Regions from separate parts of the Homo sapiens genome. Here region 2 is linked to region 1. Evidence: read pairs that join two places in POLR2A ChIA-PET (ENCODE). Cell type or tissue: OCI-LY7. All regions are shown on one strand. Links, peaks and the distances in the headings refer to the core of each region. The heading gives the core; the rest is flanking DNA.

What was found. Peaks named below come from ENCODE experiments on the same cell type or tissue, not always from the same donor. Only the 100,000 strongest peaks of a DNase experiment are listed, where the experiment ranks them.
Region 2: POLR2A ChIA-PET joins it to region 1 with 7 read pairs; 2 of 35 experiments call an interaction of 5 or more read pairs at or near these places.

The regions. Positions count from the first base shown.
Region 1 is chr2:38,878,382-38,893,892 of GRCh38, forward strand. It overlaps MORN2 (MORN repeat containing 2), which reads left to right. Exons shown (of 5, transcript NM_001145450.3): 2 at 1,798-1,848; 3 at 2,219-2,325; 4 at 3,061-3,197; 5 at 4,032-4,328. The coding sequence ends at 4,134. It overlaps ARHGEF33 (Rho guanine nucleotide exchange factor 33), which reads left to right and starts at 11,494. Exons shown (of 18, transcript NM_001145451.5): 1 at 11,494-11,605. It also overlaps the pseudogene RNU6-851P. In OCI-LY7, for the core only: no CTCF peak of the experiment used is centred there; no DNase peak of the experiment used is centred there.
Region 2 is chr2:38,799,710-38,815,220 of GRCh38, forward strand. It overlaps DHX57 (DExH-box helicase 57), which reads right to left. Exons shown (of 24, transcript NM_198963.3): 21 at 14,112-14,186; 22 at 6,850-6,984; 23 at 3,006-3,206. It also overlaps the pseudogene ASS1P2. Among named protein-coding and RNA genes, the nearest start is that of GEMIN6, 29 kb to the left of the region's middle. In OCI-LY7, for the core only: no CTCF peak of the experiment used is centred there; a DNase peak (open chromatin) is centred at 6,522; H3K4me3 peaks cover 343 bases.

The DNA of each region.
Region 1 (15,511 bases), core at 571-8,570:
CATTTTCTTCAGTTCTGAGAAAAATTTGGCTATTTATTCAAATATCCCTTATTCTTTCCCTCTGGAATTCTTATTAGACTGACAGTAGCCTTTTGGATCCACTTTCCATCATTTTAAAATTCTTTGTGCTACTTTCTTTTTTTTTAATTAAAAAATTTTTTTTCCAGCCATCTCACTCACACTTTGTGCTACTTTCTAAGCACATTTTTCAACCTAATGTTCCAGTTCACTAATTTGTTTTCAATTGTATCTATTCTGCTTTTCATCCCTTCTAAGAAGTTTTATTTCACCAATTATATTATTCATTTCCTGGATTGCTAATTGTTTTTTGTTTTTTGTAATCACCTGTTCCTATTTCAAGGATACTAATACTCTCCCTTTCTCTCTGAGGATGTTACAGTTTAAGTCCTCTACCTATTGTGTTAACTCTGTTTCCTCAGTGATGAGCCTCCAAGCCTTTCTCAAGTGGTACCTAAATTAATTTTTAAATTCCCTTGCCCCACCCGTAAAGACTGATTCAGTAGATGTGGGGTAGAGAGAAGAAACTTAGAAGCATCTCAGGTGATTCTGAAGGATGGGCCTGCATACCGTCTCTACATAAGTTTTCTTCAGTATCGGAAAATACAGTTTCTAGTTTTAGTCCAGTAAGTGTCCAGGGATCTGAGGCCCAGAGTCCCCCTCAGTCTTGCGGTCCTCTTTCTTCCTTTTTCACTTGGTCTCCATTCCAGTCTCATTCTGTGTGGACCTACCAGCCCTTCCCCACTTGCTATCTTTATTTTCCATTTCTTCCTATTGCCAATTTAAAGATTCCTCACTCCACCTTACCTCTGTGGGACAATCAGTAAATCATATGGGCTACCAAAGAGAAATAAAAACATATCCACACAAAAATCTGTACACCAATTTTTTTTTTACTCCTAGGAAGCTGTATGTTTTGAAAATGTACATCAGTGTTTATAGCAGTATTATTCATAATGGCCTCAAACTGGAAACAACCTACATGTCCATGAACTGATGAATGAATAAACAAAATATGCTGTTTCTGTACAACATATTTATACAATATACTTGGCTATAAAAAGGAATGAAGTACTGATACACGATGCAACATGGATGAGCCTTGGAAACATTAAGTGAAACGAGCCAGACATAAAGGACCACATATTATATGATTTCATTTATAAGAAATGTCCAGAATAGGCAAATCCCTGAGGCAGAAAGTAGATTAGTGGTTGCCAGGGGTTTGGGGTTGTGGGGTGAGGGGTGTTTGAGGGGAATCATAATGGGTAACTGCTAATGTGTACAGAGTTTCTTTCTGGGATGATTAAAATATTCTAAAATTAGATTGTGATGATAGTTGCACAACTCTGAATATACTAAAAAAATCAAATTGTATTTTTTTAAAGGGTAGATTTTGTGGTGTGTGAATTATATATTAATAAAGCTATCATAATAAATAAATTTTAAAAGAGATCATCTAGGCAAAATTGTTTATTTCCCCGGGACCCTACATTAGACAATGGAAATACCAAGTAATCATGATATGATGTGATCTTGAGAAGTAAGTCCATTTGGATAGTGCTGAAAGCACATTGGGTATAGGTCTTATGACATAAGAATGTTTACACTTGGTTGGGTGTGGTGGCTCACATTTGCATCCCCAGCACTTTGGGAGGCTGAGGCGGGAGGATCGCTTGAGCCCAGGAGTTTGAGACTGGCCTGGGCAATGTAGTGAAACCTTGCCTCTATCGAAAAAAAAGTAAACTTATGTCACTGTTTTTAAATCTTTTAAAACAGCTTCAGAAGTGTATAAGATCAGCTTTATCTTTCCAAATGGAGACAAGTATGGTAAGTATACGCTTCAATTACTTTTTCTGTATAGAAAATTAAATAGCTTAGGAATAAAAAACTGAGACTGTTAAATTTTATAAAACTACTATTAGGATATTAACTTTATTAACTAAAATAACAGAAATCCTAATAGATAAAGAGCTTTTAAAATCAAAATTCCAATGCCTTGGAAACCTATGGGATCTGTCAATCTTCCTGGCCCTTGAGTCTCAATTGTTACAAGATGTTCTGTGTCCATGGATTTTCTCATCTCTGGTCTCACTGGTTTCAGTGCTAGGGAGCCAAAGAAACCCATGAGGTGTAGTTGCGATTAGGCCCAGACATAACTATTCTCATTTATAATCTTCAGTTTTTCTCCTCTGTTTAGATGGTGACTGTACAAGAACATCTTCTGGAATCTACGAGAGAAATGGAATAGGTATTCATACCACTCCTAATGGGATTGTCTACACAGGAAGCTGGAAAGATGACAAGGTATTATTGTTGTTTTTAATATTGGCAGTGGATAAATAACCCTGTAGGTTTAGTGATTCCAGGCATTTCACCATTAATCAAAAACTCCTATAATGAGTAGACTATATAATAAAAATAACAAATGATCATATTAACATATATTAACTTATGAGTAATATTAAACTCACTGTAGAAAGCTAATCATCGTTACTTTCTTTCTCATCTCCTATTCATTGAGTAAAGCTGAATCCGTTACATAATTTTCTCATTTAATCCTCATAATAACCTCATGAGATAGGTACCATTAATACTCTATTTTACAAATGAGGAAAATCAGGCTCAGGTTTCTTGCCCAGCTAGTAAATGATAAAACAGGAAAGTATACCCTGGTCTGCTCAAATCCAAATTTGAATTCTTAACAACTACTTTGTACTGGTTTCCTGAACTAACTAAACTGGTTGCCCTTTAAGATTTCTGATACATTCAGGGTATCTTGAGGACCCCTATTTATCTTCATCATGGACCCCCTGATGTTCAAATGTCCCAGATCCAGAACATTTAATTTACTGGGCTTCACAGATAGATACAGATGAAGGAAAATGATAAAAATGTTGTCTTTATACTATGGAAATAAAGGACAATACAAAGTTGGTTAAGTAATAATTAGCAGATGATAGACTTATATTTGTACATTTTTTAAAGGTTCTTGGGAAACTGAAGATTAGTTTCTAAGGTAATTTCCTTTGTTACAAACAGATGAATGGTTTTGGAAGACTTGAGCATTTTTCAGGAGCAGTATATGAAGGACAATTTAAGGATAATATGTTTCATGGACTGGGGACTTACACATTCCCAAATGGGGCAAAGTATACTGGAAATTTCAATGAAAATAGGTAAGCTTAAAATAAAAAAAAATCACTGCATTTCTAAAAGATTATTTTCTGGTATGTTTGCTTAAATACTTATTTATTTATTTATTTATTGAGACAGAGTCTCCCTCTGTCATCCAGGCAGGAGTGCAGTGGAGTGATCTCGGCTCACTGCAACCTCTGCCTCCCGGGTTCAAGCGATTCTCTTGCCTCAGCCACCCAAGTAGCTGGGTCCACAGATGTGCACTACCACACCCAGCTATTTTTTGTATTTTCAGTAGGGACGGGGTTTCACCGTGTTGAGCAGGCTGGTCTAGAACTCCTGACCTCAAGTGATCTGCCTGCCTCGGCCTCTCAGAGTGCTGAGATTACAGGCGTGAGCCACTGTGCCCAGCTGCTTAAATACTATATTTAGTTAATTCTAAATATTCTTTTATGATATAGTTTCTAAAAATTGTTGGAGGCCAGGTGCGGTGGCACAGCACCTCAAACATCATTGATAGTGAAAAAATATTTGTTGAATAAGTGAAGTAATTAAGCTAGATAACCGATATAAACTTTTCATTTTTTTAACTCATTGTTTTGGTTTTGTGTGAACCTAGATTATGTGATCCTAAAATCTTGGACACCAAATAATTGTTTGTTTTTGTTTGGAATAGTATGTGGTTTTTTTTTTTTTTTTTTTGGTTTGTTTGTTTTTTTGGTAGGATATGAAAGCAGGATGCTGGGTTTAAAAGCAAAGCTTGAAAGTAGAGGATATAATCTTCAGACATAGTATATATTATGCTAGAAAATCTTATATCTGGACTGTAAATTATTCATCTTTGTTAATGGAAAACTTATTTTCTACTATTGCAGGGTGGAAGGTGAAGGGGAATATACTGATATCCAAGGACTAGAATGGAGTGGTAACTTTCATTTTACAGCTGCTCCAGACCTGAAATTAAAGCTTCACATGTAGATGTGATGTTAAATTAAAGTTGAAATGTAGTAATTGAAGCTTTTAGTTGTAAGGAAAGCAACTTAATCTGTTATTTGAAATGACTTCATACACTACCCCTATAAGTTTGCCAATAAAACCATCACCTGCTTACACCTTTTTGAACTTTATATTCATTGTCTTACAATTAGTTTAAAATAAATGACATGATTCAATTCAGTCTGCTTATTATAATAACTATGGCAGAAGCATCCAAATCTTGGCAAAGTTGATTTCCAATCCTCTGTTTGAGTTTTGTCATTTTTTTTTTTTTTTTCTAGTTTGTGCTTGTGTGTCCTGGTCAACATCCGACCTCTTTAAAAAAAAAACAACTTTTTTTTTTAGGCTGTAATACATTTTATTCATTTCTTATTATTTTCTAACTTTTATTTTAGGTTCAGGCGTACATGTGCAGGTTTGTTATACAGGTAAACTCATGTCACAGTGTTTGTTATACAGATTATTTTGTCCCCTAGGTACTAAGCATAGTACCAATAGTTATTTTTTCTGATCCTCTCCCTCCTCCCAGCCACCATCCTCAGGTAGCCCCAGTGTCTGTTGTTCCTTTCTTTGTGTCCACAAGTTCTCATCATTTAGCTCCCACTTATAAGTGAGAACATTCGGTATTTGGTTTTCTGTTCCCGTTCTGTTAGTTTGCTAAGGATAATGAACACAATTTTAAGTGTACAATACATTATTGTTGACTATAGGTACAATGTTGTACAGCAGATCTCTAGAGCTTATTCATCTTGCTTGACTGAAACTTTATGGCCTTTTATTAGTTACCTCTTATTTTCCCATCACCCCAGCCCCTGGTAACCATATTCTACTCTTTGATTCTATGAATTTGACTATTTTATTTTTCTTATTTTTTATTTTTTTGAGATGGGGTTTCACTCTTTTTGCCCAGGCTGGAGTGCAACAGTGCAATCTTGGCTCACTGCAACCTCTGCCTCCCGGGTTCAAGCTATTCTCCTGCCTCAGCCTCCCGAGTAGCTGGGATTACAGGCACTTGCCACCATGCCCAGCTAATTTTTGTATTTTTAGTAGAGATGGGGTTTCACCATGTTTACCAGGCTGGTCTCGAACTTCTGATCCACCCGCCCTCGGCCTCCCAAAGTCCTGGGATTACAGGTGTGAGCCACCCCACCCGGCCACATTTGACTATTTTAAATACCTCATACTTAAAAGTGGAATCATATAGTACTGGTCTTTCTGTGACTGGCTTATTTAGAATAATGTCCTCAGGGTTCATCCATGTTGTCACAAATCACAGGATTTCTCTTTTAAGGCTGAGTAGTATTCCATTATATGTGTAAACCACATTTTCTTTATTCATTGTGGTGGACTGCTACTATATGAGTCAGCAATCCTACTTCTGGGTGTTTATCCAAAAGAATTGAAGCCGGGTGCAGTGGCTCATGCCTGTAATCCCAGTATTTTGGGAGGCCAGGCAGGCCAGGCGTTCAAGACCAGCCTGGCCAACATGGTGAAACCCCATCTCAACTGAAAATACCAAAAAATTAGCCAGGGGTGGTGGACGTTTAGTTTGTTTCCACATCTTGACTATTGTAAATAGTGCTGCAGTGAGCATAGGAGTACTAATATTTATTTGAGATCTTGATAGCAATTCTTTTTTTTTTTTTTTTTTTTTTTTTTTTGAGATAGAGGAGTCTCACTCTGTTGCCCGGGCTGGAGTGCAGTGGTGTGATCTCGGCTCACTGCAACCTCTGCTTTATGGGTTCAAGCAATTCTTGTGCCCTGGCTACCCAAGTAGCCAGGATTACAGGTGTGGTCCACCATCCCTGGCTAATTTTTTGGTATTTTCAGTAGAGACAGGGTTTCACCATATTGGCCAGGCTGGTCTTGAACTCCTGGCCTGCCTGGCCTCCCAAAATGCTGGGATTACAGGCATGAGCCACTGCACCCGGCTTCAGTTCTTTTGGATAAACACCCAGAAGTAGGATTGCTGACTCATATAGTAGTTTTTTGTTCTTGTTATTTATTTATTTATTATTATTATTATTTTAATGTGGACCACTTCACAAATCTGCATGTCATCTTTGCACAGGGGCCATGCTCATCTTCTCTGTATCATTCCAATTTTAGTGTGTGTTCTGCCAAAGCAAGTACAGTAGTTATATTTTTAATCTCTTGAGGAACTTCCATAGGATTTACCATAGCAGCTGCACCATTTTGCATTCCCAGCAACAGTGGGCAAGTGTATGGTAACCCAGTTCTTCCCACTTTCTTTCTGTGCCCTTACTGAAAATCACAGAGTACCTTGACTGCTCTGTGACCCAGCTGGCTATATGTTTTTCTCAGCAGGCTTGAACCCAAACTGGGCCTTGAACATTCCCAAGCACTGAGAAAGGTATTTCGGTTGTTGCTCAAAACACTGAAACTGGCCCCCAGCCCTGAGCCAAATTTCTCAAACTGTCATAGAAACTCCAGACTCTGATCCCCTTGCTGCAGACATACCTGGGTAGAACATTCCTTTTCTCTCTCAGCAATTGCTGCAGCCCTCTGTAAGGAAGTTTCCCTAATAAATTCTTTGGACTGATCACCCTAGAGCTTAGAGTTTTTTCTTTGGTATTCCAGCCAGCCCTATCTCAGGACAGTTGGAGACTCCCTTGTGGGAAGTCCCCCTGCCACTGCTTTTGGGGTGATTCCAGCCGAGGATTTGAGGGTTTAGAGAGACAAAACAGCAAGGGTTCAATTTCTCCACCTCCTTAGCATTTGTTTTTTGTTTTTGATGATAGCCATCCTGTCTGGTATAAGGTGGTATCTCATTGTGGTTTTCATTTCTATTTCTCTGATGATTAGTGACATCGAGCATTTTTCCAAATACCTATTGACCATTTATATGTCTTCTTTGAAAAAACGTCTGTTCAGTTCCTAATCCATTTTTAAATCAGGTTATTAATTTTTTTTACCATTGAGTTGTAAGAATTCCTCATATATTTTACAGATTAAATCCTGATCTGATATATGATTTGCAGATATTTTCATCCATTCTGTAGGTTGTTACCTTTTCACTCTGTTGATTGTTTCCTTTGCTGTGCAGAAGATTTTGGTTTGATGTGGTTCCACTTGTTTATTTTTTGTTTTGTTGCCTGTGCTTTTGGTGTCATTATCCATGAACTCATTGCCAAGATCAATGTCATGAAGATTTTCCCCTGTTTCCAACAACACATGGAAAGGGTCATATACCATGACCAAGTGAGATTTATCCCTGGGATGCAAGGATAGTTCAACATACGAAAATCAACTAATGTGATATTCTACATTAACAGAATAGAGGACTAAAATCACATAATCAGCTCAACAGATGCAGAAAAAGCATTTAACAAAATTGAGAACCTGTTCATTATTTAAAAAAAAACCTCTTAACAAATTAGGAACAGAAAGAAATTACCTAAACATAACAGAGGTCATATATAAAAAGCCCACAGCTAACATCATACTCAACAGTGAAAAACTGAAAAGCTTTTACTCTAAGACTGGGAACAAGGCAAGGATGCTAACTCTTGTCACTTCTATCTTTAAAAAAGTATACATTAAAGGAGACTATCAAGAAAATGGAAATACCATCCTCACAATGGGATAATATACTTGCAAATCATATCTGATTGTCAGAAATTTGCTTAATATAGTCACTGCCTCAGCATCCATTTTTAGGCCTGACATAAGTTGTCTGACATCCAGTCATATCCCATTACTCTTGGCCTAGTTAAAACTTTCCTTCCCCTTGTAGTTGTTTGCAATACAGCCCACTTGTTCCTTACCCTGCTGACCCAAAACCCAACACATCCCACAGGTGCTGACCATGATAAAACCTAAAGGTCAAAATAAGTCATGCAAAAATAAGTTCCCCCTTTCCACATGTTTTCTTTAAACTAGCCAATCCACAACCCCAGAGGGAAAGCCTAAGGGATAACATCCGTGGACCTTAATAAAGGTGTAGTCCTGTGGTCTTCTCTCTCACCCCCACCCCACTGGTTGAGCTCACTGCTACCTCCAGATTTCCAGAAACCATAGCAATAAAAATTATGACACTGATACAAAGTCTAGTTTCCAAAATGTATAAAGAACTTTTACAACCCAACAATTAAAAAAACCTTAATTTTTAAAATGGGCGGGGGGCAGTGGCTCACACCTGTAATCCCAGCACTTTGGGAGGCCGAGGCAGGCAGATCACCTGAGATCAGGAATTCAAGAGCAGCCTGGCCAACATGGTGAAACCCCATCTCTACTAAAAATACAAAAAATAGCTGGGCATGATGGCGGGCACCTGTAATCCCACCTGCTCAGGAGGCTGAGGCAGGAGAATCGCTTAAACATGGTAGGCGGAGGTTGCAGTGAGCCGAGATCGCGCCATTGCACTCCAGCCTGGGCAACAGAGCGAGACTCCCATCTCAAAAAAAAAAAAAAGGTCAAAGAATTTGAACAGATGTTTCTCTGAAGGAGATATACAAGTAGCCAATAAGTAAACAAAAAGATGCTTAACATCCTTACTCTTCAGGGAAATGAACCTTAAACCTACAAACCCACCGTGAGATACCACTTCACACCAACTGGGATAGCTATTATTATTATTATTATTTTATTTTAAGTTCTGGGGTACATGTGCAGGATGTGTAGGTTTATTACATAGGTAAATGTGTGCCATGGTGGTTTGCTGCACTTATTAACCCATAACCTAGGTATTAAGCCCAGCAAGCATTAGCTATTTTTCCTGATGCTCTCTCTTCCCCCACTTCCACAACATGTGTGTTGTTCTCCTCCTGTGTCCATGTGTTCTCATTGTTCAGCTCCCACTTATAAGTGAGAACATGCATTGTTTGGTGGGATGGCTATATCAAAAAAAAAAAACAGACAATACAAAGATTGGCAATGATGTGGGGAAATTGGAGGCCTCACACATTTCTGGTGGGAATATAAAATGGTGCAGCTGCTGTGGAATACATTTCCTCAAAATATTAGACATAGAGTTACTACGTGACTCAGCAGTTCCTAGGTATGTACGCAAGGGAATTGACTTGCACACGAATGTTCATAGCAACATTATTCATTGCTATAGTCTGAATGTGTCCTTCCAAAATTCATGTTTAAACCTAATTTCCTCACGACTGTAATCCCAATACTTTGGGAGGCCAAGGTGGGTGCATCATTTAAGGTCAGGAGTTTGAGACCAGCCTGGCCAACATGGTGAAACCTCCTCTCCACTAAAAATACAAAAATTAGCCAGGCGTGGTGGTGTGTGCCTGTAATCCCAGCTACTCGGGAGGCTGAGGCACAAGAATTGCTTGAAACTGGGAGGTGGAGTCTGCAGTGAGCCAAGATGGCGCCACTGCACTCCAGCAGGGGCAACAGAGTGAGACTCTGTCTAAAAACAACAACAACAACAACAAAAACCTAATCTCTACTGTGGTAGTATTAAGAGTTGAGGCCTTTAGGAGGTGATTAGGTTATAAGGACAGAGCCCTCATGGATGGGATTAGTGCCCTTATAAAAGAGATGTGAAGGAGATTGCTTGCTTCTTCTGTCACAAGAGAATGATGCAAGAAGGTGCCATCTTTGAAGAAGAGAGCAAGTCCTTACCAGACACTAAATCTGCTAGTGCCTTGATCTTGGACTTAACAGCCTCCAGAACTGTGAGCAATACATTTCTGTTGTTTAAAATTACCCTGTCTAAGGTATTTTCTTATAGCAGTTCAAATGGACTAAGACATGTATAATAGCCCCAACTGGAAACAATCCAAATGTCCATCAACTAATGAATGTGTAAACAAAATGTCCACATAATGGAATATTATTCAGCCATAAAAAATGAAGTACTGATACTACAACATGGATGAACTTCAGAAACATTGTACTGGCCAGGCAGGTGGCTCATCCTGTAATCCCAGCACTTTGGGATGCCAAGGTGTGTGGATCGCTTGCCAGGAGTTTGAGACCAGGCTGGGCAGCATGGCAAAATCCCATCTCTACAAAAAATACAAAAATTAGCCAGGTGTGGTGGCACATGCCTATAGTCCCAGCTACTTGGGAGGACTGCTTGAGCCCAGGAGGCAGAGGTTGCAGTGAACCAAGATCATGCCACTGCACTCCAGGATGGGTGACAGAGCAAAACTTCATCTCAAAAACAACAAACAAACAAACATTGTACTAAGTGAAAGGAACCAGTCACAAACGGCCACATATTATATGATTCCATTTATGTGAAATGCTCTGAATAGGCAAATCCTTAGGGACAGAAAATAGATTAGTGGTTGCCAGGGGAGGAAGAAATTGGGAGGCATGAGGTTTCTAGAATTAGACAGTGGTGATGGTTGCACAGTCTTGAAAATGTACTAAAAACCACTGAATTGTTCATTTAACAGGGACAAATTTTATGTATGATGTGTAAATTATGTCTCAATTTCTTAAAAAGTAGATCTGTGTGTTGTCATATATTCTATGTCCAGAAAACTTCTTTACTTTTTACATAAGATAATTTAAAAATTACCAGAGCAGTATATGTCAACTACATTTAAAAAATTACAATAAAGACCTGAATGTTTTTGCTGAAACTCTATATTCTAAAACTGACAAAAAATAGTGTACACAATAGATAACTTCTTTGTCATATTTCTCTATTCAAAATCTTGTGAATATTTGTATTTCTCAATATGTTATTGCCAAAAGATGTATATTTTTATTTTTTGCTGTACTGGCACAAATTTGGGTTACAATGTCTTCTAAAATGTTAAAATAAAAATGGCATTTTTGTTAGTTTCTCATAATAATAGCTTTATGGCTAATTTTGAAAGACCCTATTTGTAAGTTTTCAAAGACACATTTTAAGAATTGGACATTTTTGTATATGTTGCTAAACATTAGCTGGCATGGCTTTAGAATTAAATATTATTATTATATGGAAATTCATGAAGAGACAAATACTGGACAAGTTAAGATAAGGTGAGAAGATGTTTTCAGGGACCAGGACATATAATTTAAATTCAAAAACTTCTGGAAAATATAGAAAAGTATCTGCTTTGCTGCAAAATAAATTTTCCCTAATTTTTTTCAATTTATTTAAGGCAGCAAGATATATATTTTACTCTTAAAATATTTAACTTGTATTGCTATGTTAATAACTTTTCAAAGTACAACTTTTCAATTTTCTAGTATACCAAAGATATTCCTCCTAAATGGGTTTCTTCCTTTTTACTCATTGAAACTAAATGCAGTTCAGTTATTTGATTAGTTGATGCTAGAATTTGACCTGGAGCTTATATAATTAGAAGAGACACTAGTTTTCCTCATTTAAAAGCCTGGTTAGCATACTACGGTCTCGTTTCAGGGGAAGTCAAGCCTCTCTACTGCTTCTTTTTATAACCTTTAAGTTAATTCAGAACCCAGATAAGCCTTGATCTGAGGATGATATAACCACCGCAGGCAACATGGGGTAAGTATGCGCTTTTATATGCTTTAAGGGGCACTGAAAGGGGAAACAATTTTATAAGAGATGAAAACCCATCAATCCTTACCACGTGGTGTACTAATTTAAATCCAATATATGCTAACATTTATTTGAGGTAGGCATTCAAAGAAATAACTTTTATTTAAGAGTTATAACAATTTGTAAAACATTTATTTCCTTGCTTAATTTTTATATTATGTCTTAACTGCGCTTTGCAGGTTATCGATAAACTGGAGACTGAAGTTGTTCTGCATATTAATAAATATAGTTGAAGATGAGTTAAATTTTGAGAGCAGTCTTAAAGAAAGGATGCTAGACAGCGTAAATCTGACATGGACATGCCTCTTTGGGATTAAGAATAATTAAAGAATGAAAAAGATTAGGGATGGAGGGAGATTGGTTTATTCCTTTCTAACACAGAAAAAGAATAGGGGAATCTTCAGCATTCACTCCCCTATGTACAGAACAAAAAACATATCCTGATTGAAAATGTGTACTGATTAATTACATGGGGGCTTTATTGGTGAAACCTAATTCTAAACACTTCATGGGGCTTTGGTGTGTAATGAGAAGAACTGAGTTTCACTTAAACATTGTCTTAAGTGAGAATAGCGTTCTATTATAATTAGTATTGGAATTATGTGAGTTTTTATATGCTGAAATAGTATTCTGAATATGTAGAAATCTCTATATCACCCTTTTATATTTTTAATAGCCCCTTTTAATACAAAATCATATTGCTGTAAATGGAATAGCTATTTCATTGAAGGCTACTTCTGAAGGATTCAACATAATGATCAGAAATGTATCCTAGAGAAAAAAGTTTTTGATGCACATTTATTCTAAACATTTTTCACAAACTGAATTAATTAATGTCTACATTTTTCATAACCATGGGCTCTGGAAATGCAATCTAAACTCATTTGAAAACTCAGAGGCTTTTGAAACAAGATGACCATACTATTGGTTTTTTTTTTTTTCTTTTTTCTTTTCTTTTTTTAGACAAGGTCTCACTTTGTCACCTGGGCTCAAGCAATCCTCCCACCTCAGCCCCCACAGGTAACTGAGACCACAGGTGCACACCACCACACCCGGCTAATTTTTGTATTTTTTGTAGAGATGGGGTTTCGTCATGTTGCTCAGGTTGGTCTTGAACTCCTGATCTCAAGCAGTCCTCCCACTTCAGCCTCCCAAAGTGCTGGGATTACAGGTGTGAGCCACCATGCTCGGCCTTATTGTTAACTTTTTCTTAATTCCCTTTATTTACCTTCCCTTTTCTCTGTGTATAAGGGTGTACTTCAACATAGCAGGCCAGTAATAAACTAAGTAATGTAGATACAAAGATCAACTGATCTTCCTCCTTCCCTTCCTCTCTCCTTTCCTCCCTTCCTCTCTCCCTCTTCCTTCCTTTCTTTTTCTTTAATGACAGCAGTTCTTAACCTTTTCGGTGTCAAGAATTGCTTTTAGAATCTTCAGAAACCAGTCCACCATTTCTGCAAAAAAAAAAGTAAAATCACACAAAATTTTGCATACAATTTCAGAAGATTTACAGGTGACCTGAAACCCTATTCCTGGGACCACAGGTTAAGACCCTTAGACTTTGATTTTAGGACTGGAGTATGATTTGTTCAATATTTCTCTTTGTTTGGATTTTTATAAATGTAAGAATCTTTAAATTCATAATTCTTGCTAATCTTCTCAAGGACAGTGTGGAAGATTCCCCACCCGCCCCCCACACAATTTACATGAGTGTGAAACACAGTTTAACCAACATGCATCACATTACTGCTGCTGGGCCCCAAGGACTTGACTAATCACTTGTGCCTTTTGAGAGTGCCAGGAATCACCTTGGGAGTCATGGAAGGAAAAAAAACCCTCATTATGTTATTTGTAAAGCACTTTGAATGCCCCAAATAAGATGAACGAAACAAATCATAAATGCTAATATTACAGAGAGCACTCTTCTGATTGGTATGTTCATGATTATTTTGTTGTCTGTTCATGCCTTTACTGACAAAAAGACAGGGTAGTAAGTATTAACATCTGTTTGAGTCTTCCTAAAATAATCAGAAAAATAAAGAAAAAGTGGCAGCTAATCGGATTCTCAAATTTATCCATTTGAGGAAATCTCTAGAATTTATTTCCTGAGAATGAGGGAGTAGCTGTTTTGGATTTGTCTTTGGGGCCTACTTATCTCAAATGATTTGAGGATATAATTCCCTTATATGGGGCAATGCCAGCCCTTTCCACCTTTCCCCAGGCTATGCTGGCATGGTTTTAGCAAGCAATGAAGAAGCAAATACTGGAAAATTCTTATGCTCTCTAAAAAAATCTCCTCCTCGTAATTTTCACTGGGTTTTTTATGGAGTGTGTGAGTAGGTGGGGTGGGTAGAGATGATGCCTAAAGGTGGGTAAACAGATAACTGGGGAAAAGTAGAAAAACCTAACTGACATCTGCTAAGTACCATAACACCCGGGCAAAGGATGAACAATGGGAAAGAAAGGATGGTTGTATTTCTTTTTTGAGACATTTTAAAATGTGCTTTCCCCATCTCCTAGCAGAGTTAGTCAGTGCACCCCCAATTGACAAAAACAAAAGTTAAGGCTCTGCTAAAATTGTAGAACCAAGTTCATTATTATAGCATATTCAGCCTCCTTTTAGTCTCCTGGTTCAAATAAGTTAGAGTAATTTTAAAAATTATCTTATGACATATTTCCTCCTTCTGAATCTGAGAGTGACTATCCAACTCTTTTTCTTGGGTGAAGCATACATTTGGCTCATGGAGCAACCTTTGAAATGTCGCTTCTATCTGTGCCCTCCTTTCCTTTCTAAGAGTCACTTCCCTAATTCAGGTCATCATTATCTTTTACTTGAGTTATTAAAGGTGCCTGCTCACTGGCCTCTTTGCAGCTGCTCTTTCCTCTACAGTGCCACTAAGTCATCTTCTTACCAGAGATATGTGATCTTGTTATACCTCTGCTTAAACATTTTCAATGACTCATTCTCTCCACTGCAGAGCAAGCTCCAAAGAAGAGATTCAAGGCTCTCTATCTGCCCCCAATCTACCTGTCTAGCCTCACCTTCTACTCTACCTTCTTTGCTCCCTAGGGTTCCTAAATCCACCTAGGCCTTGTGCTTTGTTCCTCTGGTAATCCTTTTTTTTTTTTTTTTCTTTTTTTGAGACAAGGTCTCACCCTGTTGCCAGGGTGGAGTGCAGTGGCACAGTCTTGGCTCACTGCAACCTCTGCCTCCTGGGTTCAAGCAATTCTCCTGCCTCAGCCTCCTGAGTAGCTGGGATTACAGGCACCCGCCACCATGGGCTAATTTTTGTACTTTTAGTAGAGACAGAGTTTCACTATGTTGGCCAGGCTGATCTCGAACTCCTGAGCTCAAGCGATTTACCTGCCTCAGCCTCCCAAAATGCTGGAATTACAGGTGTGAACCACTGTGCCTGGCCCCTCTGGTGATCCCCTTTTGACCGTTTCTACATATCATGCAAAGCCTGGCTCAAATCCTATCTTCTTAATGAAGCTTTCTCTAATCCCCACAAGGGAATTCATCTTTTCTCTGAAAATTTTAGGCACTTTACACTTTTCTTTTTCATTTGTCACAATCCATTATATGTTACAGTTATTTATGTGTCTCATCTTCCCTTCTAGACTGGAAGCAGAAACAATGGCATCCTTTCATTTCTCCTAGCACCTGGTACAATGCCTTTTATGTGGTATATGCTTATTAAATACTTGTTGAATGCACGTGAACTCTGTTTAAACCCCTAAAAACTTAATTTTAGCCAAACTTTCTTTCTTTTTTTCCCAAGTGAGTTACCTCATTTTCCAGGTTTCTATCTGAAGAGCTCAAATGAGTGAGTAGTATCTAAAATGTAGGCA
Region 2 (15,511 bases), core at 2,893-10,892, 76 kb before region 1:
ATTGCACTCCAGCCTGGGCAACAAGAGCAAAACTCCATCTCAAAAAAAAAAAAAAAAAAAAGTGGGCCAGGCTCAGTGGCTCACGCCTGTAATCCCAGCACTTTGGGAGGCCGAGGTGGGCGGATCACAAGGTCAGGAGTTTGAGATCAGCCTGTCCAAATGGTGAAACTCCGTCTCTAATAAAAATACAAAAATTAGCCTGGCGCGGTGGCTCATGCCTGTAATCCCAGCACTTTGGGAGGCCAAGGCGGGCAGATCACCTGAGGTCGGGAGTTCAAGACCAGGCTGACCAACATGGAGAAACCCCGTCTCTACTAAAAATACAAAATTAGCCGGGTGGTGGCGTATGCCTGTAATCCCAGCTACTTGGGAGGGTGAGGCAGGAGAATCGCTTGAACACGGGAGGCAGAGGCTGTGGTGAGCCGAGATGGCACCATGGCACTTCAGCCTGGGCAACAAGAGCGAAACTCCATCTCAAAAAAAAAAAAAAAAAAAATAGCCGGGCTTGGTGGTGTACGCCTGCAGTCCCAGCTACTCAGGATGCTGAGGCAGGAGAATTGCTTGAACCCGGGAGGCGGAGGTTGCAGTGAACCGAGATTGCGCCACTGCACTCCAGCCTGGGTGACAGAGCAAGACTCCACCTCAAAAAAAAAAATAAATAAGTGGAAGATATTAGATGAATCAAAAATCTCTGTAGCTTTGGGATATACTGTATGCTTTATGGCATTTTGCTTATGCTGATGTTGTGGCACTGTAGACATCTTCCCAGCATCTGTTTTGCCCCTTCCCCACTGTATGGGAAACATACAGTTCGGACCCTGCTCTAACACAGGTTCACACTGTGAGCCCTGCCAGGGTGAATGGCTCAGGTACTCCAGGTATTCAAGTTCAGGACATCCCTTTGGTCACAGGGATTGGTTTAGGAGGGGAGCTTTGATTGAGCTTGTAGGCAAGAAAGTTTCTGGCTCTTCTTCTGGACCATATGCTGCATACATGTGATGCCAGGAGCTATTGCAGCCCTTTCGATACCACTAGGTTAACCACGTTTTTGTCACCACTGAACTGCTAAATCAAACCAACGTTGCCTGGCCTTCTTGACCTGGACTATCCAGTAAGGTAGCCACTAGTCACAAGTGGCTTATCTAATGTCTATATGAAATGTGGCCAGCCCAAACTGAGATGTGCTGCGAATATAAAATATATACCCGATTTTGAAGACTTAATATGAAAAGGTAATGTAAACTATCTTAATAATTTTATATTGATTACATGTTAAAATTAAAACATTTTGGATGTATTAGGTTAAATAAAATATATTAAGATTAATTTCATCTATTTCTTTTTACTTTTAAAAATGTGGCTACTAGAACAATTAAAATTACATATGTGGGTCACATTATATTTCTGTTGGACACTGCTGCTCTGGACTTTAAAGTTAAATATGCCAATCAATTTCTTTTAATGTTTGAGTTGGCATATCTGCTTCTTGTAACATAAGAATTCTAACAGATGCAGATATTAAAATGAAATTTTATTTATTTCTTTTTTTGGGACAGAGTCTCACTCTGTCACCCAGGCTGGAGTGCAGTGGTGCAATCATGGCTCACTGAAGCCTCGACCTCTTGGGCTTGAGCAATCCTCCCACCTCAGCCTCTGGCAGTTGGGATTACGGGTGTCCACCTGAAGTTTTATCTATCTATCTATTTATTTATTTATTTGAGACGGAGTCTCATTCTGTCACCCAGGCTGAAGTGCAGTGGTGCAATCTCGGCTCACTGCAACCTCTGCCTCCTGGGTTCAAGTGATTCTCCTGTCTCAGCCTCCTGAGTAGCTGGGATTACAGGCGCCCGCCACCACGCCCAGCTAATTTTTTTTTTTGTATTTTTATATATTCATTTTTTTGAGATGGAGTTTCCCTCTTGTTGCTCAGGCTGGAGTGCAATGGCGCAATCTCGGCTCACTGCAACCTCCGCCTCCTGGGCTCAAGAGATTCTCCTGCCTCAGCATCCTGAATAGCTGGGATTACAGACGCCCACTACCACACCTGGTTAATTTTTTAAAATTTTTAGTAGAGATGGGGTTTCACCATATTGGCCAGGCTGGTCTCGAACTCCTGACCTCAGGTGATCTGCCCACCTTGGCCTCCCAAAGTGCTGGGATTACAGGCGTAAGCCACCGCACCTGGGTGAAGTTCTGTTTCTTAAATATGTACTCTCCATGATATGTTTTTCACAGAGACTCCATATAGGGAATAATTGAGACCTGAGAATAAATGAAGAATTCAGACCCATTATCTTTTTCTCAAAATGGTAGTGGTGGAATCAGGGTGGTTTTTATTTACTTATTTTTGCTTATCTGTATTTTCTGACTTTTCTTTGGTGAACATCTATTATTTATATAACAATAAGGAAGGTCCAGCACCCTCACTTTACAGCTTCTGTCCTAGCCTTTTATACTAACCTCAGCCCGTACCAGACTTCCCCTCACAGTGTGCTTTCTGGAACTCTTACTAGGGCTCCACTCCTGGCTTCACTTCAGCCTCACTCTTTCTTAGTGTCTCATTGTAGACCATCATTCACTTTTTTTTTTTTTTTTTGAGAAGGAATCTCGCTCTGTTGCCGAGGCTGGAGTGCAATGGCACGATCTCGGCTCACTGCAACCTCTGCCCCCTAGGTTCAAGCGATTCTCATGTCTCAGCGTCCTGAGTAGCTGGGATTACAGGCACCCACCAACATGCCCAGCTAATTTTTGTATTATTAGTAGAGACGGGGTTTGACCATGTTGGCCAGGCTGGTCTCGAACTCCTGGCCCCAGATGATCTGCCTGCCTCGGCCTCCCAAAGTGCTGGGATTATAGGTGTGAGCCACTGGGCTCGGCCACCGTCATTCATTTTTAATTAGCTCTGTTACCTTGGTCCCTAGAGGAATGCCCTTGACTTCATAACTTCATATTGTCAAAGCCCCTCATGGCCTGAGCCTCATAAAACAGACCAATTCTGCCTTTACCTGATGGGAAGCAGCTACAAAACGGATCCAACCATCATCCAGGGAGACAACGAACTCTCCTCTTTGAAGCTGCACATTCACTTGGCCTCCTCCAAACAAGACCAGCGGGTACACAGACACCATGCTGCAGTCTCGGATGAATACTCGACTAGTTTTTATCTTCTCGTGGTACAACAGGTAGGGGCTGTCAAAGTGTCTCACCTGTAACAAAAAACCTCAGATGATGACAGTGATGTCACTGGCAACAAAAAGGGAACAACCCCCCAGTCCCACGGATTTAAATACTGCCTATTAATGACTCCCCAAATTTATCTATAGCCCGTGACTTTCCTGAGCTCCAGATCTGCAGTATAACTATTGACTTGCCATCTCCTCTTGGACATTTAATACATATCTCACACTTGTGTTTAAAAAAAAAAAAGCTTTTATTTTTTAAATTTTTTCGTAGAGATAGGGTCTCACCATGTTGCCCAGGCTGGTCTCGAACTCCTGGGCTCCAGCAATCCTTCTGCCTTGGCCTCCCAAATTGCTGGGATTACAGGTGTGAGCCACTGTGCCTGGCCCAGATGGAATTCTTGATTCTTCTTCCTTGCAGTGTTCCCTATCTCAGGAAATGATGCTCCCATTCACCCAGCTGCTCAGGCCCCCAATTTAGGAGTCATCATTGACTATTTTTTTCCCCTCACACCATCTACACTGTCACTAAGTCTAGTCAGCTCTCTTTTCAAATTACAAAATGCCTTGACATATTCTCACCACTTCTACAGCTAACAAATTTTTTTTTTTTTTTGAGACAGAGTTTTGCTCTTTTTGTCCAGGCTGGAGTGCAATGGTGTGATCTCGGCTCACTGCAACCTCTGCCCCCTAGGTTCAAGTGATTCTCCTGCCTCAGCCTCCCAAGTAGCTGGGATTATAGGCGCCTGCCACCATGCCTGGCTGATTTTTGTATTTTTAGTAGAGACAGGGATTTCATCATGCTGGCCAGGCTGTTCTTGAACTCCTGAACTCAGGTGATCTGCCTGCCTCGGCCTCCCAAAGTCCTGGGATTACAGGTGTGAGTCACCACACCCAGCCTTTTTTTTTTTGAGATGCAGTCTCGCTCTGTCACCCAGGCTGGAGTGCAGTGGCATGATCTTGGCTCACTGCAACCTCTACCTCCTAGGTTCAAGTGATTCCCCTGCCTCAGCCTCCCAAGTAGCTGGGACTACAGGCTTGCACTATCACACCTGGCGAATTTTTGTATTTTTAGTAGAGATGGGGTTTCACCATGTTGGCCAGGCTGGTCTCAAACTCCTGACCTCAAGTCATCCGCCCGCCTCGGCCTTTCAAAGGGCTGGGATTATAGGCACCCAGCTACCAATTTAGTACAAACCATTGTCATCTCACAGAAACCACTGTGATGCCTTCTAGAGTGCTGTCCCCACTTCTAGTTTTGCATTTTTATAGTGTCTTTCCTACCCAGCAATCAAGGTGATCTTTTAAAAACATAAGTCTGGCAGGGCGTGGTGGCTCACGCCTGTAATCCCAGCACTTTGGGAAACTGAGGCAGGTGGATCACCTGAGGCCAGGAGTTTGAAACTGGCCTGGCTAACATGGTGAGACCCCGTCTCTACAAAACTGCAAAAATTAGCTGGGAGCGATGACACATGCCTGTAATCCCAGCTACTCAGGGGGCTGAGGCATGAGAATCCCTTGAACCTGGGAAGTGGAGGTTGCAGTGAGCTGAGATTGTGCCACTGCACTCTAGCCTGGGTGACAGAGAGAGACTCTGTCTCAATAAATAAATAAAATAAAAATAAAAATAAAAACAAAAACAATAAGTCCAATTATGGCTCAAAACCCTCCAATGGTGTCCAAGGATAAAAATCTCAAGTCCTTGCCATGGCTACCAGGTCCACCCAGCCCTACCCCACCCCTGCCTACTCGTCCCCGTGCATCTCCCACCACTCTCACCCTTGATCATCCCTCTCCACTGGCCTCTTCATGCATTTCCTGGAACACACCAAATACACTCCCACCTTGTGATGTTTGCACTTATGTCCTCTGCTGGAATGTTTCTCCTTTCTCTCTATCTGCATGACTTGCTCTTCATTTAGGATTTGCTCAGTTGTTTCTCATCCCGGAGTTCTTCCCTGACCACCCCACGTGCAGGGCCCCTCTCCTGTCACTCTCTGTCTCTCTATCCTGCTCTATTTTGCTTTATAGCATTACCTGAGATTCTGTTTACTTATGTATTGCCTGTCTCCCTCACTAGAACATAAGCTTCTTGAGGGCAGAGACTGTGTCCATCTAGTTTCTTCCACTGTCCTCAACAGCCTACAACAGTGCCTGGCACAGATTAGGCGCTAGTAGATATTACATGGATACATGAACGATTTGGATTCTCAAAAGAGGAGTAGTTCTTTCTTGAGAAACATGCAAAACAACAACAACAAAAAGTATATATAAAAAAGGAGGGGGTGTGGAGCTAACTCAGGCGTCTGGTTCCTAACAGGCTGAAAAGGCAGATGACCTCCTGACCCTCAAACTCCTCTAAGCTTAAGGAAATCCTTTCCAGGCTTTGTGAACATGGTCCTCAGTAGTTCCAGAGGATAGAGCAGCCTGAATGTTTCAAATTTGGTGACAAGGTATAGGAAGGGCCATGTAAGGAGTCATGTGAGAGTGTGTGGTACACTCTGGATATGAAGATTTAAGCAAGGAATTGACATAGTCTAATTGATGTTTTGTAAAGGTAATTCTGGCAGCAGTAGAGTAGTAGAAGGTTGGAGACAGAAAGCACCAGATGTAAGATTATTATAGAATTTCAGGCAAATGATGTTTGGGGTTTGAGCTAAGGAAGTGGCAGTGGGGATAAAAGGCAAATCTTAGAGATGTCAACAAGGAGGCATTCTTGGGACCTGGTGACCAACTCAGTTGGCATAAGAAAAGAAGTGGGAGTCTATGTGACTTCAGGGTTCTGGTTTTGATGGTATCATTCCACCAAGACAGCACAGAAAGAGAAGAGTGAATTGGGGATCATTGAGTTTGATTTTTCAGCTTTTATGTTTGAGATGACTAAAAGACTTCTAGCTGATGTTTTCCAGCAGGAGAGCTCAGAAAAAAACTGCAGGTCTGGAGAGACAGATTTGGGGTCTGCGTCTGTGTGTAAGTGGCAGTTGGGATGTGTAAGTGCTGTTGTGCCTTTGGTGGTTCAGGAAGAGGGCATGATGGTGAGAGAATAAGGACAAAGGATAGAACCACTGTTTCAGAGCAAAGGAAGATAAGCTAATAAAGGAGATAGAGGGGATGAATAGAGAGAGAGAAGAAAGTGATATTTCAGAAGCAAAAATAACATCAAGGAGAATTTCAAGAGGAAGACAGATTAGCAATGTCAAATACCATGTGAGAGGTGGCATGATGAGGACCAAGGGATGACACTGGCTTTGACAACTAAGAAGTTATTTGTTACTTCTGATGGGTTTAGTGAAGTGGTGGGGGCAGAAGCCTCAGTGGCAGGCTGAGAGCTGAGGAAGTGGTATGCAAGAATAGGTCATTCATTTCCTTTTAAGGCACAGATTCAGTGATGTAATTAGCTCATGACTTCAATTACCATTGCAAAGAAACAATTTTATATCTGAAAGCAGGCTTGAGTACTTTTTGGTATTCAGTAGAATTTTCTTCAAATGGAAATAGTCTTTCCAGAAATAGTCCAATTTCCAGTCTGTTTATTCTTATTCAATCTTCCCTCAGTCAGTGGTATTGCTGGGGACAGCAAGTGATAGAACATGGTGTGGCTGAATTTAAGGAATTGCATTTCCTACCCCAGGACGACCTGTAAACATTAAGTATACTCCACCATTCTGACCTGATAGTTCACTGATGAAGGGTGAATGTGTACATATCCATCGTTCTTGGTGACAAACTTCAACTCAGCTGATTTTGGTTGCATTCTGACAGCTCCAGTACTGGTCTTCTGAAATTTTCCTTCTGGGCTTTTCACCTAAACAACAAGTATTTGTAAAAATAGACATATAATATATATATTCTCATAGAAAGTATCTCTTGGCACAAAAGCACAAAACCAGTCTTGCTCAGTCTTGCTTGAATAGCTTTCCTGTTTGTTCCCTTTCTTTCTTATTTTGTTTCCTTCTGAAAGCAGAACAAGCACATGCTTTTTTTTTTTTTTTTCCACCAAGAAGTATGAATATAGGTGCAGTGGCTCTGGGTGTCTATACCACATTGAGGCCATGTGGGAGAAAACTATATTGATATTTTGGGTCTGTACTGATGATCAGGTGCAGTGACCCAGCTGATGACACTGGACCAGAGATCTGAGTATCCCAATCCCAACACATTTCTTGTTTTGTTTTGTTTTTTTTGAGACCGAGTCTCACTCTGTCTCTCAGGCCAGAGTGCACTGGTGCGATCTCGGCTCACTGCAACCTCCGCCTCCCAGGTTCATGCAATTCTCCTGCATTAGGCTCCCAAGTAGCTGGGATTACAAGTGTGCGCCACCACACCCAGCTAATTTTTGTATTTTTAGTAGACATGTGGTTTCACCATGTTGGCAAGGCTGGTCTTGAACTCCTGACCTCAAGCGATCTGCCTGCCTCGGCCTCCCAAAGTGCTGGATTACAGGCGTGAGCCACTACAACCGGACCAGTAAATATAACTTTTTTTTTGAGACGTAGTCTCCCTCCGTTGCCCAGGCTGGAGTGCAGTGAAGTGATCTGGGCTCACTGCAAGTTCCGCCTCCCGGGTTCACGCCATTCTCCTGCCTCAGCCTCCCTAGTAGCTGGGACTACAGGCGCCCGCCGCCACACCCGGCTAATTTTTTGTATTTTTAGTAGAGACGGGGTTTCACCATGTTAGCCAGGATGGTCTCGATCTCCTGACCTTGTGATCCACCTGCGTCGGCCTCCCAAAATGCTGGGATTACAGGTGTGAGCCACTGCGCCCGGCCTTTTTTTTGAGACGGAGTTTCGCTCTTGTTGCCCAGGCTGGAGTGCAACGGTGCAATCTCGGCTCACTGCAACCTCCGCCTCCTGGGTTCAAGTGATTCTCCTGCCTCAGCATCCCAAGTAGCTGGGATTACAGGCATGAGCACCACGCCTGGCTAATTTTGTATCTTCAGTGTAGAAGTGGTTTCTCCATGTTGGTCAGGCTGGTCTCGAACTCCTGACCTCAGGTGATCTACTTCCCTCTGTCTCCCAAAGTGCTGGGATTACAGGCGTGAGCCACTGTGTCTTGCCTTTTTTTTTTTTTTTTTTTTTTTTTTTTGAGATGGAGTCTTGTTGTGTCACCAGGCTGGAGTGCAGTGGCGTGATGTTGGCTCACTGCAACCTCCGCCTCTCGGGTTCAAGTGATTCTCCTGCCTCAGCCTCTTGAGTAGCTGGGACTAAAGGTGCACGCCACCACACTCAGCTAATTTTTGTATTTTTAGTAGAGACAGGGTTTCACCATGTTGGTCAGGATGGTCTCGATCTCTTGACCTTGTGATCTACCCACCTCAGCCTCCCAAAGTGCTGGGATTACAGGCGTGAGCCACTGCACCCAGCCAGTAAATATCATTTTAATCTTCTCTTCCAAATTTATATTTATATATAGAAAAAGAGAAAAACATAAACACATAAATAAAATAGCTTGAAAATGATGTATTTTCAATGATGTCTTGAAAATAAACATGTCTTGAAACTAAAATAGAATCTTTTTTTATAGCCTACTTTTTTAAACTTAATATATTAAGAACATTTTTCCATGTTGTGACATATTTTCCTAAAACATAATTTTTGATGGATATATAAGACCTTGTTGTAAGAATTTATAATAATTTAACCAATAAATACCCTGTTTTTTCAAATTTAGATTGTCTGCAAATATAAAGTGCTGAAATGAATATTCTCCTAGCTGTATCTTTGTGTATATATGCAATTGTTTCCTAATAACAAATCCCTAGGAATAAAACTGCTATCTAGAAAGGGGGTATAAACTTATATTCCCACCCAGAGTAAGAGTACTCATTTTGGGGGGTTCATGACAGCACCAGCATTATATTATTTATTTATTTGCATTATTATCAAACAACTATTTATTTATTTTAATCTATTTTTGGTAGAGATGGGGTCTTGCTATGTTGCCCAGGCTGGTCTTCAATTCCTGGCCTTACGCAGTCCTCCCACCTGGGCCTCCCAAAATGTTGGGATTGTAGGTATAAGCCACCTTACCTGGCCTATTTTTAATTTCAGGGATAGGGTCTCTCTGTGTTGCCCAGGCTGGAGTGCAGTGGCTATACACAGGCACAGTCATAGCTAACTGTGGCCTTGAACTCCTGGGCTACAGTGATCCTCCTATCTTAGCCTCCCAAGTAACTGAGATTACCAGTGCATGCCACCATGTCTGGCAGTATTATAATTTTTAAAAAGTTTTGCCCATTTATTATTTTTTGAGACAGTGTCTCACTCTGTCACCCCGGCTGTAGTGTAGTGGCACAATCACGGCTCACTGCAGCCTCAATTTCCTAGGCTCAAGTTATCCTCCCATCTCAGCCTCCCGAGTAGCTGGGACTACAGGCATGTACCACCGTGCCTGGCTAATTAAAAACAAATTTTTTTTGTAGAGACAAGTTCTCACTCTGTTGCCCAAGCTGGTCTCAAACTCCTGGCCCCATGTGATCTTCTCACCTCAGCCTTACAAAGTGCCACGAGCCACTATGCCCAGCCCAGTTTTGCCAATTTAAAAAGTAAAAAGAGGCTATTTCTTTCTGTTTTTTTTTTTTCTTTTTTTTTTTAGACGGAGTCTTGCTCTGTCACCCAGGCTGGAGTGTGGTGGCGCAATTTCAGCTCACTGCAACCTCTGCCTCCCAGGTTCAAGCGATTCTCCTGCCTCAGCCTCCCAAGTAGTTGGGACAACAGGCACCCGCCACCATGCCTGGCTAATTTTTTTTGTATTTTTAGTAGAGACAGGGTTTCACCATATTGGCCAGGCTGATCTTGAACTCCTGACCTTGTGATCCACCCTCCTCGGCCTCCCAAAGTGCTGGGATTGCAGGCGTGAGCCACCGCACTCGGCCTTCTTTGCTGTTTTAATTTGCATTTCTTCTTGCTAGTAACACTGAATATAATTTTTGTGTATGTATTATCTGTTCAGTCATGTCCTTTGCCCACTTTTCTATTAGGTTCTATTAGATCTTTTATTTAGTCTTTATTTATTTATTTTTTTGAGACGGAGTCATGTTCTGTAGCCCAGGATGGAGTGCAATGATGCGATCTCTGCTCACTGCAACCTCTGCCTCCCAGGCTCAAGCTATTCTTCTGCCTCAGCCTCCCAAGTAGCTGGGATTACAGGCACACACCACCACGCCCAGCTAATTTTTGTATTTTTTAGTAGAGATGGGGTTTCACCATGTTGGCCAGGCTGGTCTCAAACTCCTGACCTCAGGTGATCTGCCCACCTCGGTCTCCCAAAGTGCAGGGATTACAGACGTGAGCCACCGTGGCTGGCCTTAGTCTTTTTTTTTTTTTTTTTTAATTGTCATTTTATAGCTCCCCACTGTAGCTGCCCCTCACCCTTCCCTTTGATGACCATTTCAGGGGGACCAGGGAACAAAGCTGGGGCCCGGCAGCCCCACTACACTCTTAGCCAGGGAGAACAAGTCACAATTACAAATTATCACAACAATTAGTGCCTGTACTTGGGGAATCTGCAAAGTGAGGTGGCCCTAGCTCCCCATTGTACAGGGGTCTATTTGGCAGTGACCTTGCTCTGGAGATGATGATATTCCTTCATCCTGAGGGAATTGATGTTGATGAGACTGGTGTCACCGACTGGCTGGCTCATCATTGCCCTCCACGTTCATGCTCACCTGCTCTCCACTGTAGAGAGACAGTGGGGGCTCCTGGCAGAGGATGTACACCTGGCCCTTGAAGATGGATACCTGCACTTTCCCTTCCACTCGGTCCTGGGACTTGGCAATGCAGTGGTGGGCAAAGTCACACTGAGGGTTGTGCCAGAAACCGGTGTACACCAACTCAGCAAATTTCAAGCCCAGGCCTTGTTTGATTTTGCGCACTTCCTGTTCCATGGCAAAGCCCTCAATGTCTAAATGAGGGTGGTAAAGGATGGTGCCTGCTGGGGTCTTGCAGATACCTCAGGACTTCATTTCAATGAAGCGGTTCTCCACGATGTCAATATGGCCCACGCTGTGCTTGCCTGCGACTTCATTCAGGTACATGAAGAGCACCAAGGAGGTCTGGTGGGTGGTGCCATCCTTGATGCTGGTCACCTTCACAGGGACCCCTTTTTTACTCAGTCTTGAAAATGTTGGGGGTGTTGGGGGCTTTGGCCAGGTCCTGAATCTTCATGTAGAGACCTGAAGGTGGTTGGTTCTTGGGGTTCTCCAAGATTCCAGCCTCGTGGCTGATGTGCATGAGGTTCTCGTCCATGTTCCATGGGTGCTTCAGAGTGACTGGGATGGGAATCCCATGTTTCTCTGCATATTCCATCAGATCACTGCGGCCCTTGGACTGGTTGTAGAACTCAGGGATCCTCCCGGGAGCAATGACCTTAATCTGGGGGGCCAGCGAGTAGCAGGCGAGCTCAAACCAGACCTGATCGTTCCCCTTTCCCATGGCACTGTGGGACACATACTTTGCCCCCTCCCACTGAGCAATTTCCACTTGTTTGCGGGTGATGTAAGGCCTGGGAAGAGAGGGGCCCAGGAGGTAGCAGTCCTCATACAGGCCAGATGAACTCCTCCACGAACTCCTTGCTGACGTCCTCAATGAACACCTTTTTGGACCCAAGGTTCAGTGCCTTCTTCCTGGCTTCCTTGAAGTCTTCCTTCTGGCCAACATTGGCCAGGTAGGCAATAATGTCATAGCCTTGTTCCTTCAGCCACACGAGGATGCAGGAGGTGTCCAGGCCGGCACTGTAGGCCAGAACCATGGAGCCTTTGCTGAACATAGCATCTGGGATTGGAGGTGCAATTCCTGGTGCCTGGAATCTGTCTTCATGGCTCAGTGAACCACTCGGGGCCTGGGGAGCAAAGGCAGGCAACAGAGCAGGGCCCACGTCTTTCTTATTGGTGAGTTCTTAGATATACAGTCAGATATATCTCCTTTTCCTTTTTGGTTTAGCCTCAAAACTATATTGTCACCTAAAACTTCTTATACCACATTTATGTTCTTTGTTTCTACATTTTAAGTCTCCAAATGATTTTTCCCCACATTCTTTTTCTTTTTTCTTTTTTTAGAGACAGGGTTTTGCCATGTTGCCCAGGCTGGTCTCAAACTCCTGAGCTCAAGCAATCCGCCCACCTCAGCCTCCCAAAGTGCTTGGATTATAGGCATGAGCCAATGCTCCTGGCCCCCACATTCTTTTTTAAATAATCTTTTTATTTTGAAATAATTATAGACTCACAGGAAGCGGCAAAATAGTACAGAGTTCCTTGTACCCTTCACCCAGCTTCCACCAACGGTAAGACCTTACATTACTAGAGTATAATATAAAAACCAGTAAATCTATATCCAAATGACTTTTTTCCCTTTCATAACCACACTACAAAGCACAAACAATTTTTTAAAAGTACATTTCAAATGGTTTGAAAAGCATACAAATGCTAAGCAGAAAATGAGCCATAAATCAGTCAGATGTTAACTGAGGATTTAATAAAAAAAGTTAAGGCTTTGAAAAATGATTCAGTATTCTGCCAAATTGAAACTCTCTGGGGGAAAATGGTGCCTTGTTAGGGATGGATAATCAAAACTCAGGTAAAAGTCCAAGAGCACACTCAAGTAGGGTTTCCAGAAGGCTGGCCACAGGTGGTCTTATGGCAAAGCACTGATTTTTTATTTTTATTTGAGACGGAGTTTCGCTCTAGTCGCCTAGGCTGGAGTGCAATGGTATGATCTCGCCTCACCACAACCTCTGCCTCCCGGGTTTAAGCGATTCTCCTGCCTCAGCCTCCTGAGTAGCTGGGATTACAGGCATGCACCACCACGCCTGGCTAATTTTGTATTTTTAGTAGAGATGGGGTTTCTCCATATTGGTCAGGCTGGCCTCGAACTCCTGACCTCAGGCGATCCGCCCGCCTCGGCCTCCCAAAGTGCTTGGATTACAGGCGTGAGCCATCGTGCCTGTCCCTTATTTACTTGTTTGTTTGTTTGTTTGTTTTTGAGACAGAGTCTCGGTCTGTGGCCCAGGCTGGGGTACAGTGGCATGGTCTTGGCTTACTGCAACCTCCGCCTCCTGAGTTCAAGCAATTCTCCCGCCTCAGCCTCCTGAGTAGCTGGGATTACAGGCATGCACCACCACACCCAGCTAATTTTTGTATTTTTAGTAGATACAGGGTTTCACCATGTTAGCCAGGAGGGTCTTAAACTCCTGACTTCGTGATCTGCCCAACTCGGCTTCCCAAAGTGTTGGGATTACAGGCGTGAGCCACCATGCCTGGCTATTTTACTTTTTGTTCAGAGTAGAGAGTGTAAGATAAACTGTAGTTGAATCAAGTTTCCAACTAACATAGAAAGTTAGTTATATATAGGTTGGCCGACTGACATTTATGTCTATTTTAATTTTTGGAATATCATATGTCAGAAGGATTAAAAATTTTATACAATAAATGTGTTATTGAATAATGTATCCAAACAGATTTTGGGAACTGAAGGATTGAAAATGTATACTAAGTTTTTTTTTTTTGAGATGGAGTCTCCATCTGTCACCCAGGCTGGAGTGCAGTGGCGCAATCTCGGCTCATTGCAAGCTCCGACTCCCGGGTTCATGCCATTCTCCTGCCTCAGCCTCCCGAGTAGCTGGGACTACAGGTGCCCGCCACCATGCCTGGCTAATTTTTTTTGTATTTTTAGTAGAGATGGGGTTTCACCGTGTTAGCCAGGATGGTCTCGATCTCCTGACCTCGTGATCCGCCCGCCTCGGCCTCCCAAAGTGCTGGGATTACAGGCGTGAGCCACCGCACCCGGCCGAAAATGTATACTAAGTTTAAAAGGGTGTGCGTGTGTGCACACATGCGTATATATCTCTTTAAGATGATTAATATGCACATCTTAACTTACATCACTTGGCTACAAATCAAACAAAAAATGGAAAGATCTAGGAAAAATGTTTTGTTACCTGCACTACATTTGGATACAAAGCAGCACACAGCATTGCTGATATCAGCTTGGGGTTCTCAGCATTTGAGTTTGCCTATGAGAAAAGCACAGCATTAATTAACAAGTGATATGGCTATTTCTTTTTTTTCTTTTTGAGATGGAGTCTTGCTCTGTCACCCAGGCAAGTGTGCAGTGGCGCCATCTCAGCTTACTGCAACCTCCGCCTCCCAGGTTCAAGCGATTCTCCTGCCTCAGCCTCCCGAGTAGCTGGGATTACAGGCATACACCGCTATGCCCGGTTAATTTTTGTATTTTTAGTAGAGACAAGGTTTCACCATGTTGGCCAGGCTGGTCTCCAACTCTGGACCTCAAGCAATCTGCCCACCTCAGCCTCTCAAAGTACTGAGATTACAGGCGTGAGCCACTGCGTCTGGCTCTAATATGGCTATTTCTGTCTGTGCTGTAGGATTTACCGTTTTATTATATTTGATCTCTATCTTAAAGCAAAAAAAAGAGCACCTAATTTCTATCTCTTTGCTAGAAAAATTATTTCTAAGTAAAAAAACAAATCTACTGGACCACAGTCACATTGGACCCACTCCAAGGAGCCTACAATGACTTTCTAGACCTTTGCAAAGCGTTACAAAGCCAGTGTTCCTGAGTATAAATGGAGAAAAAAATTATGGTTCATGAGATGTTCAGAATCTCCAGAAAGTGCTAACTGCACTCGGAACACAGGAGCATCAGGTTCATCTTACAGAAGTGCTCTTCCTATAGTTATAGAAAAAGCTGTCTTTTGTTAGAAAAAATGCTGGCCTGATTTGAGAAAATTCTACTGGAAGTCTATTCTATCTCTTATGAATTTATCAAGAAGCAGCATGAAATTTAAAAACCAAAAACAACAGCAACAATGAGCAGAAAACCCTGTTTTTTTTTTTGAGACAGAGTTTCGCTCTTGCTGCCCAGGCTGGAGTGCAATGGCGCGATCTCGGCTCACCGCAACTTCCACCTCCCGGGTTCAAGCGATTCTCCTGCCTCAGCCTCCCGAGTAGCTGGGATTACAGGCATGTGCTACCATGCCTGGATAATTGTGTATTTTTAGTAAAGACAGGGTTTCTCCATGTTGGGCAGGCTGGTCTCGAGCTCCTGACCTTGAGTGATCTGCCCACCTTGGCCTCCCAAAGTGCTGGGATTACAGGCATGAGCCACCGTGCCCAGCCCCCTCTATTCTTATGAGTGTTAGCTGACACTTAAAAAAATTTTTTTATACTTTTTTTTTTTTTGAGACAGGGTTTGGCTCTGTTGCCCAGGCTAGAGTGCAGTGTCTCAATCTTAGCCCACTGCAACCTCTGCTTCCTGGGATCACATCATTCTCCCACCTCACCCTCCCACATAGCTGGGAAGACAGGTGGTACACCA